Linked DNA regions of Homo sapiens: region 1 is linked to region 2. A link is a loop called in an ENCODE intact Hi-C map of the cell type or tissue named here. Cell type or tissue: PC-9. All regions are shown on one strand.

What was found. Hi-C counts contacts between places; a loop is a spot of excess contacts. Peaks named below come from ENCODE experiments on the same cell type or tissue, not always from the same donor. Only the 100,000 strongest peaks of a DNase experiment are listed, where the experiment ranks them.
Region 1: a loop joins it to region 2, with 6 times the contacts of the local background. A loop is called at or near these places in 6 of 110 quality-filtered maps.

Annotation. Positions count from the first base shown.
Region 1 is chr1:62,078,664-62,086,663 of GRCh38, reverse strand. PATJ (PATJ crumbs cell polarity complex component) reads right to left here. Exons shown (of 44, transcript NM_001350145.3): 32 at 7,097-7,214; 33 at 2,016-2,149. MIR3116-1 (microRNA 3116-1) reads right to left here and starts at 7,878; the gene lies at 7,805-7,878. MIR3116-2 (microRNA 3116-2) reads left to right here and starts at 7,808; the gene lies at 7,808-7,875. In PC-9, CTCF peaks have their summits at 3,521 and 3,729 (motif pointing left); no DNase peak of the experiment used is centred here.
Region 2 is chr1:62,741,985-62,749,984 of GRCh38, reverse strand. No RefSeq gene overlaps it. Among named protein-coding and RNA genes, the nearest start is that of ATG4C, 38 kb to the left of the region's middle. In PC-9, CTCF peaks have their summits at 3,062 and 3,263 (motif pointing right); no DNase peak of the experiment used is centred here; H3K4me3 peaks cover 587 bases.

The DNA of each region.
Region 1 (8,000 bases), 660 kb after region 2:
AATATTTATTACACAAAAGTAGATTAGGATCTCCCCACCCCCAACAGTACTACCACAAAAATGTTACATTACTGCCCAATGTGGAAAAAAATAGTTTTATAGACCCTGATATGTTTGTTTTATCTGGCATGTACAATTTATTGCTTACTAAATAAAATGGGCAAAAGAAATACCAAAATATTCATTTAAAACATATTCATTAACAAGAGTGATTGTCTCTAGGGAGTCGCCCTGGTTTTAGGTAGTGAAGGGCAGAGCTAGGGCAAAAAGGTAGGAGGGAGATTTATTTTTCACTTTTTTCCTTTTATGGCAACTTAACTTTGTATAAGATGCAGGTATTACATACACACACACACAATTTTCCTTTTGTATCAATTTAACTTTGTATAATATGCAGGTATTAAACACACACACACACATACACACACACACACATGCATTAATTAATCACATCTTGAGTAAATCAAAACCCAGGAAAAGTTTTCATTTTAATGGCGCTACTGAGCAGTGATAAACAAAAGGTATTGAATAATGAAAAATCAATCATCCTGGCCAGGCACAGTGGCTCATGCCTGTAATTGCAGCATTTTGGGAGGCTAAGGTAGGAGGATCGCTTGAGCCTAGGAGTTCAAAACCAGCTTGGGCAACATAGCAAGACCCCATCTCTATTTATTTAAAAAAATAAAAAACAATAAAAAGTCAATCATCCCAGGAAACACTAATATTCTACACCGACTTCTAAAAAAAATTATGAGTAGATATGAAAATGGTCAGTGTAAAATGAACCCTAAATTGTTAGGCCGGAATAATTCATGCATACCTTTTTTTTTTTTTTTTTTTAAACAGAGACAGGGCCTTGCTCTGTTGCTCAGGCTGGAGTATAGTGGCATGATCATAGCTCACTGCAGCCTCAAACACCTGGGCTCAAGTGATCCTCCTTCCTCAGCCTCTTGAGTAGCTGGGAATACAGGTGTGTGCCACCATGCCTTGCTAATTTAAAAAAAATTTTCTTTGTAGAGATGAGGTCTTGCTATGTTGCCCAGGCTGTCTCAAACTCCTGGCCTCAAGCTATCCACCTGCCTCGGTTACCATGCTGGCCTGATGTATACTTTTTATCTACAATTCCATTAAATAATGATGATGAGAATAACAACAGTTCCTACTTACTGAACACTTACTATGTGTGAGGCATCCTCTTAAATACTTCTAAATGCTGCTGTGATACTGTTGGTCTAATAAGTATTTATAAAAATATTCAACATCCTAGATGGAGAAAATCCTGATGAAAGTTTTTTGTTTGTTTTTTTTTTAAGACAAGGTCTTGCTCTCTGTCACCCAGGCTGGCGTGCAGTGGCATGATCACGGTTCACTACAGCCTCGACCTCCTGGGCTCAAGTGAATCTCCCACCTCAGCCTCCTAAGGAGTGGGGCTAGAGTGCAGTAGCACGATCTCAGCTCATTGCAGCCTCTACCTCCTGGGTTCAAGTGATTCTCCTGCCTCAGACTCCTGAGTGGCTGGGACTATAGGTGTGCACCACCATGCCCAGCTAATTTTTGTATTTTTAGTAGAGATAGGGTTTCACCATGTTGGCCAGGCTGGTCTTGATCTCCTCACCTCAAGTAATCTGCCTGCCTCAGCCTCCCAAAGTGCTGGGATTACAGGCGTGAGCCACTGTGCTCAGCCCACCCAGACAATTTTTGTACTTTTTGTAGAGATGGGGTTTCGCCACGTTGCCCAGGCTGGTCTTGAACTCCTGGGCTTAAGCGATCTGCTTGCCTTGGCCTCCCAAAGTGCTGGGATTATAAGTGTGAGCCACCGCGCCCAGCACTGTTGAAAATTAAACACTGAGAAAAACTTGAAAACTAGCTAGACTATGGATGCACATCTATTTATAATCACATTTTCTCCTCATACTATGAAAAAGGCAAGTCTTGCAGAGTTGTGGCGCAGGGCCAAAATTAACCTCAACAACTAGTTCTATGACAGTGGATACATTTTATTTCTAGAAACTTACCAAGGGTGTGTCTTTTCCTCCCACAATGCTGAGACCAAGCCCTGAACGTCCCTTGGATATTTCTATAATCATTTCCTGTCCAGGGACAATGGGACACGTTGCGGGGTCCACTGACAGAGGAGCCTGGAAACCACCTGGAAAAGAATTGAACACAGCATGACTGGCATGTAAGAGCTGCAGCTCAGCCTGCACGTTCCATCACGTGGGGAGTGTGGGGCTTGCATGTGTTTATCACTGCACTCTTTTCCTGCCAAACACCATGAAGCAAAAAGCTGGGTCATTCCTGCCTCTTCAGCCAGGGATGACACTGCTGAGATTAAAACGATAACTCCCACCCCTCAACCCATCAATTTTACTTGAAAGTTTTAAATCTTATTTTATTTATTTATATTTTTGAGACAGAGTCTTACTCTGTCGCCCAGGCTGGAATGCAATGGTACGATCTCAGCTCACTGCAACCTCCACCTCCTGGGTTCAAGCAATTCTCCTGCCTCAGCTTCCCAAGTAGCTGGGATTACAGGCACCCACCACCATGCCTGGCTAATTTTTTTATTTTTAGTAGAGACGAGGTTTTGCCATGCTGGCCAGGCTGGTCTCGGACTCCTGGCCTCAGGTGATCCGCCCGCCTTGGCCTCCCAAAGTGCTAGGACTATAGGTGTGAGCCACTGCACCTGGCTAAAAGTTTTAAAATCTTAAAATACATCATGAAAATCTGTATGGAAAAATTACAATGATTAAATGATTAGGTATATGAAGGCCTATGTTACAATGAGAATAAAGGCTGGTATAACAGGAGATTCTGAGCTATAGGATACTAATTAAGAAACAATGCCTAAATACTTTCAATTAGAGCATATCAGATGAATTAAATTATTAAGATGTATAAAGAATTTAATCAATAAAGTATGAAATACCTGAAAATAACAATTACCTAAAATTTATCCCCAAATATATTACATATATAGTAAAGCAAAATATATTATAAACACAAGACTCAAAAATTACTTGCGGGGTTCATAGAGGAAAAGTTTATTTAAAAGTTATTGCTTTTTTACAAAGGTTTATTTTTAAAAACAATTGTTTTAGGTTGGGTTTTTCCAAAGAGTGAGGGAAAAAATGTTTATAGGCTAAGAAAAAATGTTTACTAACACCTGTTTATCCAGCATAAAATCTACACACATGCATTTTCCAGATAACCTATTAAAAACTCAAAACATTCAGCCGGGCACGGTGGTTCACGCCTGTAATCCCAGCACTTTGTGAGGCTGATCACCTGAGGTGGGAGGATCACCTGAGGTCAGGAGTTCGAGACCAGCCTGGTCAACATAGTGAAACCTCGTCTCTACTAAAAATATAAAAAATAGCTGGGCGTGGTTCATGCCTGTAATCCCAGCTACTCAGGAGACTAAGGCAGGAGAATCGCTTGAGCCCGAGGCAGAGGTTGCAGTGAGCTGAGATCGCGCCATTGCACTCTAGCCTGGCCAAGAAGAGTGAAACTCCGTCTCAAAATGGCAACAACAACAACGAAACCTCAAAACATTCAAAATGTTGAATAGTTTCAAGAGATGCTCATATAAAATGTTGAATAGCTTCAAGAGATGCTCATACAAATCATAGTCTCCAGAGAATGTCATATTTTCTGATAACTGAGTTTGATCACCATGAGTATTGTTTCTTACATTATGATATAATTCAGGAAAGGGCTGATGAGAGAGGGCTCCATCTGCTGGTCAGCTGCAGCTAATGCACAGAGCTGAGATGAGATCCCAGTGCTCATTAAACCTATGTAAAAGCAGGGGTCAGCGGACTATAGCTCGCGGATCAAGAATGGCTTTTCACTTTCAAAAGCTTGAAAAAAAATCAAAAGAAAAATAATGTCTCAAAGCATGTGAAAATGATATGAGTCTAAATCTCAGTGTCTATAAATAAAGTCGTATTGGAACACAAACCCACTAATTCATTTATGCCTAGCCTATGGCTGCTAGCATACTACAATGGCAGGGGTGAGTAACTGCAATAGCGGTTGTGTGGCCCATAAGCCTAAAATATTTACAATCTACTTCTTTATAGAAAAAGCTTGTCAATCTCTGGTATAAAACAAAAAGAAACAGGCTCTAGGTAAGCCTGTGGGGGTTCTGCTCTAACTAAGTGATAATCATGGTCTTTGAGATGAAAAGGCACAGGTTTTGGAGTGGCACAGAGCCACAGTTGAGTTCCTAAGCAGGAATTTAACAGGAGGGTGAAAGTGGAGCTCACTTCTCATCAGAAAAATGCATGTAACCACTATTAAAGAGGCTGTTAGAGAAACTAAATGAACAGTGTGTGTGAGGTGCCCGGCCCAGAGTCTGGCACATTGTGGGTATTCACATATCTTGTTCCCATCCATATGGAATTTATTAATCTAAAGGCCTCCTGGTTAACAGCAAGAAATTCAGTGATACAACCATAAAAAGTGCCATATTTAGAAGTAGCCTATGGCCAGCCTATGGTGGCTAGCACACTACAATGGCAGGGGTGAGAAACTACAACAGAGGCTGTGTGGACCACAGCCTAAAATATTTACTATCGACTTCTTTATAGAAAAATCTTGCCAATAAGACAAAAAGAAAGGCTCTAGGTAAGATACAGGCAAGGCAGAATATTAAATTGTAAACCAAATTTGTCTTTAAATCTTTTTGCAGCATATGTATTTTATACCACATTTCCCATTAATTTACAATAAAAATGACGTACGATAGTGGCACACTTTCATGGGTGCTTTAAAAAGTTTCTATTGCTTTTAGGTCGGGTGCGGTGGCTCACGCCTGTAACCTCAGCACTTTGGGAGGCTGAGGTGGGCGGATCACCTGAGTTCAGGAGTTTGATACCAGCCTGACCAACATGGTGAAACCCTGTCTCTACTAAAAATACAAAATTAGCCAGGCATGGTGGCACATGCCTGTAATCCCAACTACTAGGAAGGCTAAGGCAGGAGAATCACTTGAACCCAGGAGGCAGAGGTTGCAGTGAGCCGAGATCACACCATTGCACTCCAGCCTGGGCAACAAGAGCAAAACTCCATCTCAAATAAATAAATAGATAAGTAAATAAAAAGTTTATACTGCCTTTGTAAATGACTAGCGTAGTCTCCTGAGTGAGAAGAGAGAAAAAAACCTGGTGAGACATCCTGGAGATGGCATTTCTTTTCCCTCCTCCACGTTTGCCTCACCCTAGCCAGTCCTGAGTCAATCTTTTTATTTACTTCTCTCATGGAATCCAGCCCCAAACCCAGCTCATACCAAGTCCTCAATAAATGCTTGGTAAGTAGATGAGTAAATGAATAAAATTTCTATAGATTCAACTGTAGGATGATGAACTTCATTTATTTATTTATTTGTTTATTTATTATTTAACCATGAGAATGAAAACCAGGAAGGATGCTGAATTTCTGTCATCTAAGTATAAATATGTGATATATATTACCAAAACTCAACTTGTCTACCTCCATAGTCAGCATGCATTGTTGGTAAAGTGCCAAGTATACATATTTTAATAGGGCATTACAGGCCAGACTGTCTCTGTTGTGACTACTTAACTCCATCATTATAGTGTGAAAAAAGCCACTGACAATACAGAAACAAATGAGTGTCTATAAACCTGTATTTGTGGACACTGAAATATGAATTTCATAGAATATTTTAATAAAATTTTCTTAGGTGTTTTTTCAACCTTTAAAAAGTGAACACCTTTTTTAGCTTGTAGACCATACACAACTAGCTGGTAGGCCAGATTTGACCCATGCGCCATAGTTTTCTGACCACATGCATCAAATGTTTTAGTACATCTACAATGCTTTAAAATAGTACCTGCTTGATGAACTTTATGAAGTTAATATTTATGAAAAAATATATAAAAGGCAAATACCACAAAGATTTCAGAACTGCTAAATTAATGCAGGGTTATGCTTTGCCATTGGTGAGTACTGTCTTTTAAAGAGTTTTATTTTTTACTGATGTATACTGCACAAAAGCAAAGTAGGGCTGGGCACAGTGGCTCACGTCTGTAATCCCAGCACTTTTGGAGGCCGAGGCAGGCAGATCACTTGAGGTCAAGAGTTTGAGACCAGCCTGGCCAACATGGTGAAACCCCATCTCTACTAAAAATGTAAAAATTAGCCGGGCATGGTGGTGAGCACCTGTAATCCCAGCTACTCAGGAGGCCGAGGCAGGAGAATCACTTGAACCCAGGAGGCAGAGGTTGCAGTGAGCTGAGATCAGCCCCCTGCCCTCCAGCCTGGGTGACAGAATGAGACTCTGTCTCAAAAAAAAAGAAAAAAAAGCAAGTAGAAATACCTATTATTCTTTATAAAGTTCTATTTTCAACCCCCAGTCAGCATAATTCAAGCCAGGAATTTAAAGACAGAATGTGCATGCCAATTTCTTTAAGCATTGAAAATCAACATTCTTCAAACAGCTTAAAGCAACATTTGCAGGGCTAAAAATTGGGTTTGATAGGATTTTTAAAGAGATATTACTCAAGACCTAAATATAATCTTTTGTAGAGATTAGAGAAGAATAATACAGAAGCCTCAGATTCAAATAACATTTACTGAGGTCCTTTTCTTTTCCTTTTTTTTTTTTTTGAGACAGAGTCTCACTCTGTCACCCAGGCTGGAGTGCAGTGGTGCAATCTCAGCTTACTGCAACTTCTGCCTCCTGGGTTCAGGCGATTCTCCTGCCTCAGCCTCCCGAGTAGCTGGGATTACAGGCATGCGCCACCATGCCTGGCTAATTTTTCGTATTTTTAGTAGAGACAGGGTTTCACCATGTTGGCCAGGCTGGTCTTGAACTCCTGACCTACTGAGGTCCTGTTCTGTTCTAGTGCTCTTATATTCAAAAAGCAACAGGCAATGGCGATGGCAGAGAGGAGGAAAAATGATGTAGGAAATGAAGTGACCTATCCAAGCCCCAAAGCTAAGGAAGCGGAGGAAGTATCCAGAGTCAGACTTCTGCCTCCTGGTCCAGTTCTCGTTTTAGGACATTATGATCCCTTGCCTTCTCTAAGGCTTAATGAGCCAGATCTGCTGAGAGAAAGAATCATACCATAGCCTGTGAAGTCTGCATCTGTTGAATGGTATGATGAAGCTGGTGCTAATGGTATCTCTTGTGAACTGAAGGAGACTTTTGTTGGATATTTTTGCTGTTTCATCTGGCTGACAGCCTACAAAAGAAAGGAAAATTAGATGAATATCAAAAAGGAGAAAGGTAACAAGAAAATACTTTAAAACTGGTGTATTGTTACCAAAACAATGGTGCAGTCCAATGATGTCTTTTGAGAATATAAGGTTGGAGGGTGGCAAGAAGTTAGGATGATTTATGCCTCGTTCCTCATTCTTCCCTATTTAACTTTACAACTAAAATGCTTTGATGAAGGGCAGATCAAGGAAGGGAGGAAAGATAAAAGCTGAAGATACTCTGTCAGTGTGATCTGTACATGAAGCTGGGGGTGGGAGGCAAAACAAAAATTATCTTGCAATTTCTACTCATTCTGATGAAATCAGCAAGAAGCCCCTTTATCTATGGACTTTGAAGTGACTTATCTGTGTTGTGCACATTGAAAAACAATCTACGCTGGGGATGTTTAGAGCATCAACACTGTCCATTTCTTCTGGACACACTAGAGTCAAAGATGCATTTGGTAGGTTAATTAAGCAAAATGAGGGGCAGACAAAGAAAACCAACACCTACTGAAAGCCTACTAAATGCCAGCTACATCAGTGACATTTAATTCACATAAAGGAAGCATAGCTCCTTTATTGAGTCCCTACTATGTTCCAGGCACCTACGATACCCAGTGCCTGGAACATAGTAGGGACTCAATAAAGTGCTTGATGAATGAATGAACAAGAAAGAAAGAACAAAGAAAAGCAAAACTGAAGACATGAGTAACTCAGGGTAGAAAGTGAACTTGCAATTCAGTGAAGGTACAGGGACCTCTACTGTGTGA
Region 2 (8,000 bases):
TGGATGGACCCATATGGCAAACAACTGAGGGTGGCCTAGGACCAACAGCTAGTAAAAAACTTAGGCCCTCAGTTCAACAACCTGCAAAGAACTGAATCCTGGCAACAATCACTGTGTAAACTTGCAAGCACATTCCTCCCCAGTCATGCCTTCAAATGAGACCAAAAACCAAAAACCTTGGCCAGCACCTTGACTGCAGCCTTGTCCGAGACCAGGAAGCAGAGGACCCACCTAAGTAAGCCATGGCAATTCCTAACCCACAAAAAGTGTGAGATAATAAATGTTATTCTTTAAAACCACTAAGAGGCTGGGCATGGTGGCTCACACCTGTAATCCCAGCACTTTGGGATGCTGAGGCAAGCAGGAGTTTGAGGTCAGGAGTTTGAGACCAGCCTGGCCAACATGGCAAAACTAGTCTCTACTAAAAACACAAAAATTAGCAAGGTGTGGTGGTGGGTGCCTGTAATCCCAGCTACTCGGGAGGCTGAGGCTGGAGAATCACCTGAACCCAGGAGGCAGAGGTTGCAGTGAGCTGAGATCGTGCCACTGTACTCCAGCCTGGGCAACAAAAGTGAAACTCCATCTGCAAAAAAAAAAATACTAAGAGTTGGAGTAACTTGTTATTCAAAATAAATAATGTAGTGGAAGAGAAAGATTTTGCAATATTAAACATTACATATTACTCCTCAATGTACATATATACATATACGTAGATCTAAACATAATAATTCATGATGTAGTTTAACAATTCTTTACATTGGCAACATGACAAGCATTGCACATTAACAGTGCAAATAGTTTTATCTTTATAAAAATATTTAACAAGTTAAATAAAATTAAAATTAAATACTATTAAATATTTTCAAAATATTAAATTTTTATTTTACTTGAATAATTTTTATTTTGTTAATAAAATTTTTGCTTTGAATTTTAATAAATGAAATTAACAATTTCAGAAGAAAAATAACTTTTTAAAATATAAAAATAATTGTTAAATTTTACATTTATTTTAACTTATATTTTTATAAAATTTATGCAAATTTTATGACCTTATACTTTTTTATTTTTTAATTCCTCAGGCCATTTTACAATAAAATACAATTTATGTAAAAATATTGATTATAAAAACACATTTAGTTATTTTGTTGAAATTAAGGGAAGAAAACTAATCTCATGGAATAAGCATGTGTGATGAGTTGAATTGTGTCCCCTGCTCCTAAAATTTACAGGTTGAAATCCTAAACCCCAGTAACTCAGAATATGACCTTATTTGGAAATAGAATCATTGCAGATATGATTAGTTAAGGTAAAGTGAGATAATACCAGAGTAGGGTGAACTGTGAATCCTATATGACTGGTGTCCTTATTAAAACGGGAAATTTGAACACAGAGACAAACATGAAGGGATAACTCTAGGTGACGATTGGAATTATACTTTCCAGTAGGAGCATGAGACAGATCTTTTCTAGCTCCTTCAGAGGGAGCATGGCCTTGTCAATGCTTTGATCGTGGACCTCCGGTCTCTAAAATTGTGAGATAACAAATTTCTGTTGTTTAAGCCACTCAGTTGGTGGTACTTTGTTATAGCAGCCCTAGCAAACTAATATAGTATGCAATAATTTATAAATTATGTATGTCTTTCTTTTATTACTTGCCCAAATATTGCCAGTCTATCAACAGGATACACAGACATACACAATAATACTTAATTAAGCTCAATCAACTTTGATATTCAATCAATTTGTTATTCATCAATTTGATGACATTCAATAACAGAAAACCATAAGTTTAACCATATTTCCCAATTTGTTATTATAAAAGTATATTTAGACAAGGTAGAAAGATAAAAAAGTATAGTTTTAGCTCTTATAATTAGGTCTATGATCCATTTTGAGTTCCGATGGTATATGCTATGAGGTTAAGAGTTCATTCTTGTGCAAGTGGATATTCAGTTGTCCTAGTGTCATTTGTCGGAAAGATTATTTTTGCCCCACTAAATTGTATTGGCATGTTTGTTGAATATCAGTTGCCCATAAGTTATGGATGTATTTCTGAACCTGCAATTCTATTCTGTTGATATATATGTCTATCCTTATGCCAGCACAATACTGTCTTGACTACTATAACTTTGCGGTAGGTTTTGAAATTGGAAAATGTGAGTTCTCCAACTTTCTTCTTTTTCAACACTGTTTGGCTCTTCTGGGTCTCTTGCATTTCCTTATGGAGTTTAGAATAATCTTGTCAATTTCTGTAAAAAAAAAAAAAAAGCCAGCCAGAATTTTCATAGGAATTACGCTGAATCTGTAGCTCAATTTCAAGAGTATTGACATCTTAACAATATCAAGTCTTCCAATCCATGAACACAGATGCCTTTCTATTTATTTAAACCTCTAATTTCTTTCAATGATTTTTGTATGTTTTGTGTAGAAATCTTGCATTTCTTGTGTTAAATTTATTCCTAAGTATTTTATTCTTTTTGATGCTATTGTAGATGAAGTTGTTTTCTTAATTTCATTTTCAGATTACTTGTTCCTAGTGAATAGGAAAAATAACTGATTGTTGCATATTGATCTTGTACCATACCACCTTGAGTACACTTATTTATTAACTCTTAAACTTTTTTGTGGATTACCTAGGATTTACTTTCTGTATATGTGATGTCATCCATAAACAGATAGTTTTGCTTTTCTCCTTTCCAATTTGGATGTGTTTTATTTCTTTTTCTTAACTAATTGCCCTGATTAGAACCTCTAGAACAATGTTGAATAGAAGTGACAAGAACAATATCTATGTCTTGTGTCTGATCTGAAGGGAAAATCTTATTAGCTGTTGGACTTTGAGCAAGATATCTAACTTCTCCGTACTCAGTTTCCTTATCTGCAAAATGAAAATAATAATAGTACCTCCTTTATAAGGTTCTTGTGAAGATTATAAGAATCAATACAAGTAAAGTACATGGATCAGTGCTGGACATATGTCGTCTGCTTTTATTTTGGTCACTTTACTAAACATCACATGTACTGTCATCATCATTCTTAGCGTAATAGACAAGTTGGCTAAATTTCAAAGAATAATTCCTAAACCTGGGTATCTGTGTTACAAATTGTAGCTTATATTAAAGATATCCTCCTTCATAAAAAGTATAACATGAAGGTTGAGCAGATTAAATATGTCTAGAAAGTTGACCCTAGAATTAGTGATGAGAAAATATTGGGCATAGAAACGTAACAAATTAAACAGATTTCAATGAGTTGCCAGTAGATGGCTCTCTTAATCTGCTATTTCATTTTGAGTTCAGCTCTGTGCTTTTTTATATATTAAGTCACATCATCAAAAACCGCTGAAGAATGAGGCAGAGTGCTTTCCAGGAGCGATCTAATTTATTTGCCTTTCTTCTGGTGGGATTTACCATTCACAGTTGTAAACACACTTGCAGAGAAACCTCCTCAGTCAACCTCTGAGCTGAGAAACCTCCTCAGCTATGGTTTTGTTTGTTTTTAATTAATAAAACATGAGGAAACACTTTTGGATTTTGTTTTGTTTCGTTTTATTTTGAGACAAGGTCTCACTCTGTCACCTAGGCTGGAGTGCAGTGGTGCAATCTCAGCTCACTGAAACCTCTGCCTCGGGGTTCAAGCAATCCTCCTGCCTCAGCCTCCTGAGTAGCTGAAATTACAGGTGTGTGCCCCCATGCCCGGCTAATTTTTTAAATTTTTTGTAGAGACGGGGTTTCACCGTATTGCCCAGGCTGGTCTCAAACTCCTGACTCATGCGCCTGCCTCGGCCTTCCAAAGTGCTGGGATTATAGGTGTGGGCCACCAGGCCCGGCCTGGAAATGTTTTAATTGGAGCCTTAGAATGTCAATTATTTTTATTCACCGTGCTAGATGAATGAACATAATTTATTTTTTTAATTTTTCACAGACAATGGACTTCCAGTTTTTCTTGCTATATTTCTTTTTAATAGCTTTAGACCTGTCTAATCCTTCCCTCAGTTTTTCTCTGTATTATAATAAAGCCAAGTAATGGACTTATACAAATTTATCTTTTCTTTCTTTCTTTTTTTATTTTAGAGATAGGATCTCTCTATGTTGCCCAGGCTGCATTTGAACTCCTGGGTTCAAAGTGATCTTCCTGCTTCAGCCTCCCAAGTAGCTTGGACTACAGATACATAGCACCATGCCGGGCAAGTCTATTTGTTCTTTAATATATCGGTTAGCTGTTCAAGACCTTTCTGTTCCTGTGGCACTTTGCCTTCATTTTATTATACTGTCATTTATTAGCATTGATTACTTTTACTACTAGTTCCTCAAATGTTTGGTGAAGCTATACCTTATTCTCTAAGACATTAGTTGCTGTGACAGATACATCCAGATGTTTGCCTGTCAAACCTTACAATGTATAGAGTTCATAGCCCTACCTACTGCTTCTGCAAAGTTCTAGAACTTATTTCCTCAGAATTATGTCTCTAAACTCCTAAATATGCCTGTGCTCTACAGTTCCATCCCATCCTAGGCCAGTTGAGAGAGGAAGAACAGACTCTTCCACTGGTTTCACAAAAAACTTGCTTGTAGCCAAATACTTGATAAAAGTCTGCAGGGTTCTAGAGAGGAGTCACAGGGCAAGGTGCCTAGTCTTTCACCAGTTCAAACAGTTGTTTGGTTTCCCTTCATATTTTCTCTTCTTTACTTCTCTCCATTTCATCCCTATATCTCCAGAATAAAAAAAATAAACTCAACCCTCTTCTCCACAGAACCGTTCTTCCAAGAGTCAGATGTTAAGTTCCTCAGATTCCTGAACTGTTCCCATGGGTAACTCTAAAGCTGGATGGCCTTTTAGGTACGTCCTGAATCAAGGCAAGAGGCCAGCCCTTTGTATCCCTCATTGATCAGTCTTTGGATTCAAGCTATTCTCAGGGAGGAGGGATAAACTTGAGTGAGACACCTCCCTTTGTCTCAGAAAGAGACTCAACTATGAGCCATCAGCAGCCAACACTCCCAAAACCTGAAGGAAACCAATGCTTCGATTCTAAATAAGGCATCTGGGTAGTGTGCTGTAGAATTCACTTCAGAGTCCATCTTCAGAAGAAAAAAGCAAGGCCCCAAAAGCAAGAAATAAACCAGAATAAGCTATGAAGACCCAACAACATTATTTGAGTCCCTTAGCACAGTTCTATTCCTGGAATTTGTAGGGATGTGAGCCAATAGATTCCATTTTCTGCTTTTGCTGTTTGAAATTGGGTTTCTGGCACTTACAACTGAAGGACTCCTGACTAACAATACTTTATGTTTGAAGAAAGCAATAATCACTATTTTCTACTTCCTGCACTTATCACAATGTTTGTATTATAATTTCTTTGTTTATACATCTATTTCTCTAATGAAATTATAAATTTCTTAAAAAATCATATTAGGTTGGTGCAAAAGTAATTGCTGGTTTTGCCATACTTTTATTTACCCTATCTCTAGCATCTATAGAAATGCATAAATAAAGGTGATAGGGAATAAATATTTGTTGAATTAATGAATAAGAAAGTGCCAAGATTATAGACAATGAATGGGTATGGACATGGAAGAGTTCACAGGGCACAATAAGTAAAGAAAGGGTAGTCAAAAATTGACTTACCAAAAAAATAGACTTGAAAGACATAATATTTGGGCTCTCAGAGTTCACATCTCCTCTCTTAGCCCTACCCAAAGTGGAATTTAACCAAAGATACTTAGATTTATTTATTTATTTACTTATTTATTTATGAGACAGAAATGTGTTCTGTTGCCCAGGCTGGAGTGCAGTGGTGCAAACATGGCTCACTGCAGCGTTGATCTCCTGGGCTCAAGTCATCCTCCTGCCTCAGCCTCCTAAGTAGCTGGGACCACAGGCACACACCACCATCCTTGGCCAATTTTTAAAAAAATTTTATTTATTTATTTTTAAATTTTTTTCCTTAAGTTATTGGGGTACAGGTGGTATTTGGTTACATGAATAAGTTCTTTAGTGGTGATTTGTGAGATTTCAGTGCACCCCATCACCCGAGCAGTACACACTGCACCATATTTGTAGTCTTTTATCCCTCACCCCCTTCACACTCTTCCCCTCAAGTCCCCAAAGTCCATTGTATCATTCTTATTATGCCATTGTGTCCCCATAGCCTAACTCCCACATATCAGTGAGAACTTATGATGTTTTGTTTTCCATTCCTGAGTTACTTAACTTAGAATAATAGTCTCCAGTCTATCCTGATCACTGTAAATGCTGTCAATTCATTCTGTTTTATGGCTGAGTAGTATTCCATCACATATATATGATATATGTATCATACATATCATACATCCATATGATATATGTATCATACATATCATACATACATATATGTATATATCTCATATATGTATATATCTCATATATATGATACATATATACACCACAGTTTCTTTATCCACTCATTGACTGATGGACAATTAGTTTGGTTCCACGATTTTGCAACTTGTGAATTGTGCTGCTATAAACATGTGTGTGCAGTATCTTTTTCGAATAATGACTTATTTTCCTCTGGGTAGATATCCAGTAGTGGGATTGCTGGATCAAATGGTAGTTCTACTTTTAGTTCTTTAAGGAATTTCCACACTGTTTTCTATAGTGGCTGTACTAGTTTACATTCCTACAAGCAGTGTAGAAGTGTTCCCTGTTCACAGCATCCATGCCAACATCTACTATTTTTTAATTTTTTTGATTATGGACATTCTTGCAAGAGTGAGGCAGTACCGCATTGTGGTTTTGATTTGGATTTCCCTGATCATTAGTGATGGTGAGCATTTTTTCATATGTTTGTTGGCCATTTGTATATCTTCTTTTGAGAACTGTCTATTCAAGTTCTTAGTCCACTTTTTGATGGGATTGTTTTTTTCTTACTGATTTGTTTGAGTTCATTGTAGATTCTGGATATTAGTCCTTTGTCAGGTATAGATTGTGAAGATTTTCTCCCACTCTGTGGGTTGTCTGTTTACTCTGCTGACTGTTCCTTTTGCCATGCAAATCTCTTTGGATTAATTAGGTCCCAGCTATTTATCTTTGTTTTTATTGCGTTTGCTTTTGGGTTCTTGGTCATGAAATCCTTGCCTAAGCCAATATCTAGAAGGGTTTTTCCAATGGTATCTTGTAGAATTATTATAGTTTCACGTCTTAGGTTTAAGTCCTTAATCCATCTTGAGTTGACTTTTGTATAAAGTGAGAGATGAGGATGCAGTTTCATTCTCCTACATGTGGCTAGCCAATTATCCCAGCACCATTTGTTGAAAAGGGTGTTCTTTCCCCACTTTATGATTTTGTTTGCTTTGTTGAATATCAGTTGGCTGTAAGTATTTGGGTTTATTTCTGGGTTCTCTATTCTGTTCCATTGGTCTACGTGCTTATTTTTATACCAGTACCATGCTGTTTTGGTGACAATGACCTTATATTATAGTTTGAAATCAGGTAGTGTGATGCCTCCAGATTTGCTCCTTTTGCTTAGTCTTGCTATGGCTATGGGGGCTCTTTTTTGGTTCCATATGAATTTTAGAATTTTTTTTCTAACTCTGTGAAGAATGATGTTGGTATTTTGATGGGGATTGTGTTGAATTTGTAGATTGCATTTGGCAGTATGGTCATTTTGACAATACTGATTCTACCCATCCATGAGCATGGGATGTGTTTCCATTTGTTTGTGTTGTCTACGATTTATTTCAACAGTGTTTTGTAGTTTTCCTTGTAGAGGTCTTTCAACTCCTTTATTAGGTATATTCCTAAGTTTTTTTTCGTTGTTGTTTTTTGTTTTTTGTTTTTTTGCAGCTATTGTAAAACGGGTTGATTTCTCGATTTGATTCTCAGCTTGGTCGCTGTTGGTGTATAGAAGAGCTACTGATTTGTGAATATTAATCTTGTATCTGGAAACTGCTGAATTCTTGTATCAGTTCTAGGAGCTTTCTGGAGGAGTCCTTAGGGTTCTCAAGGTAAACCATCATATCA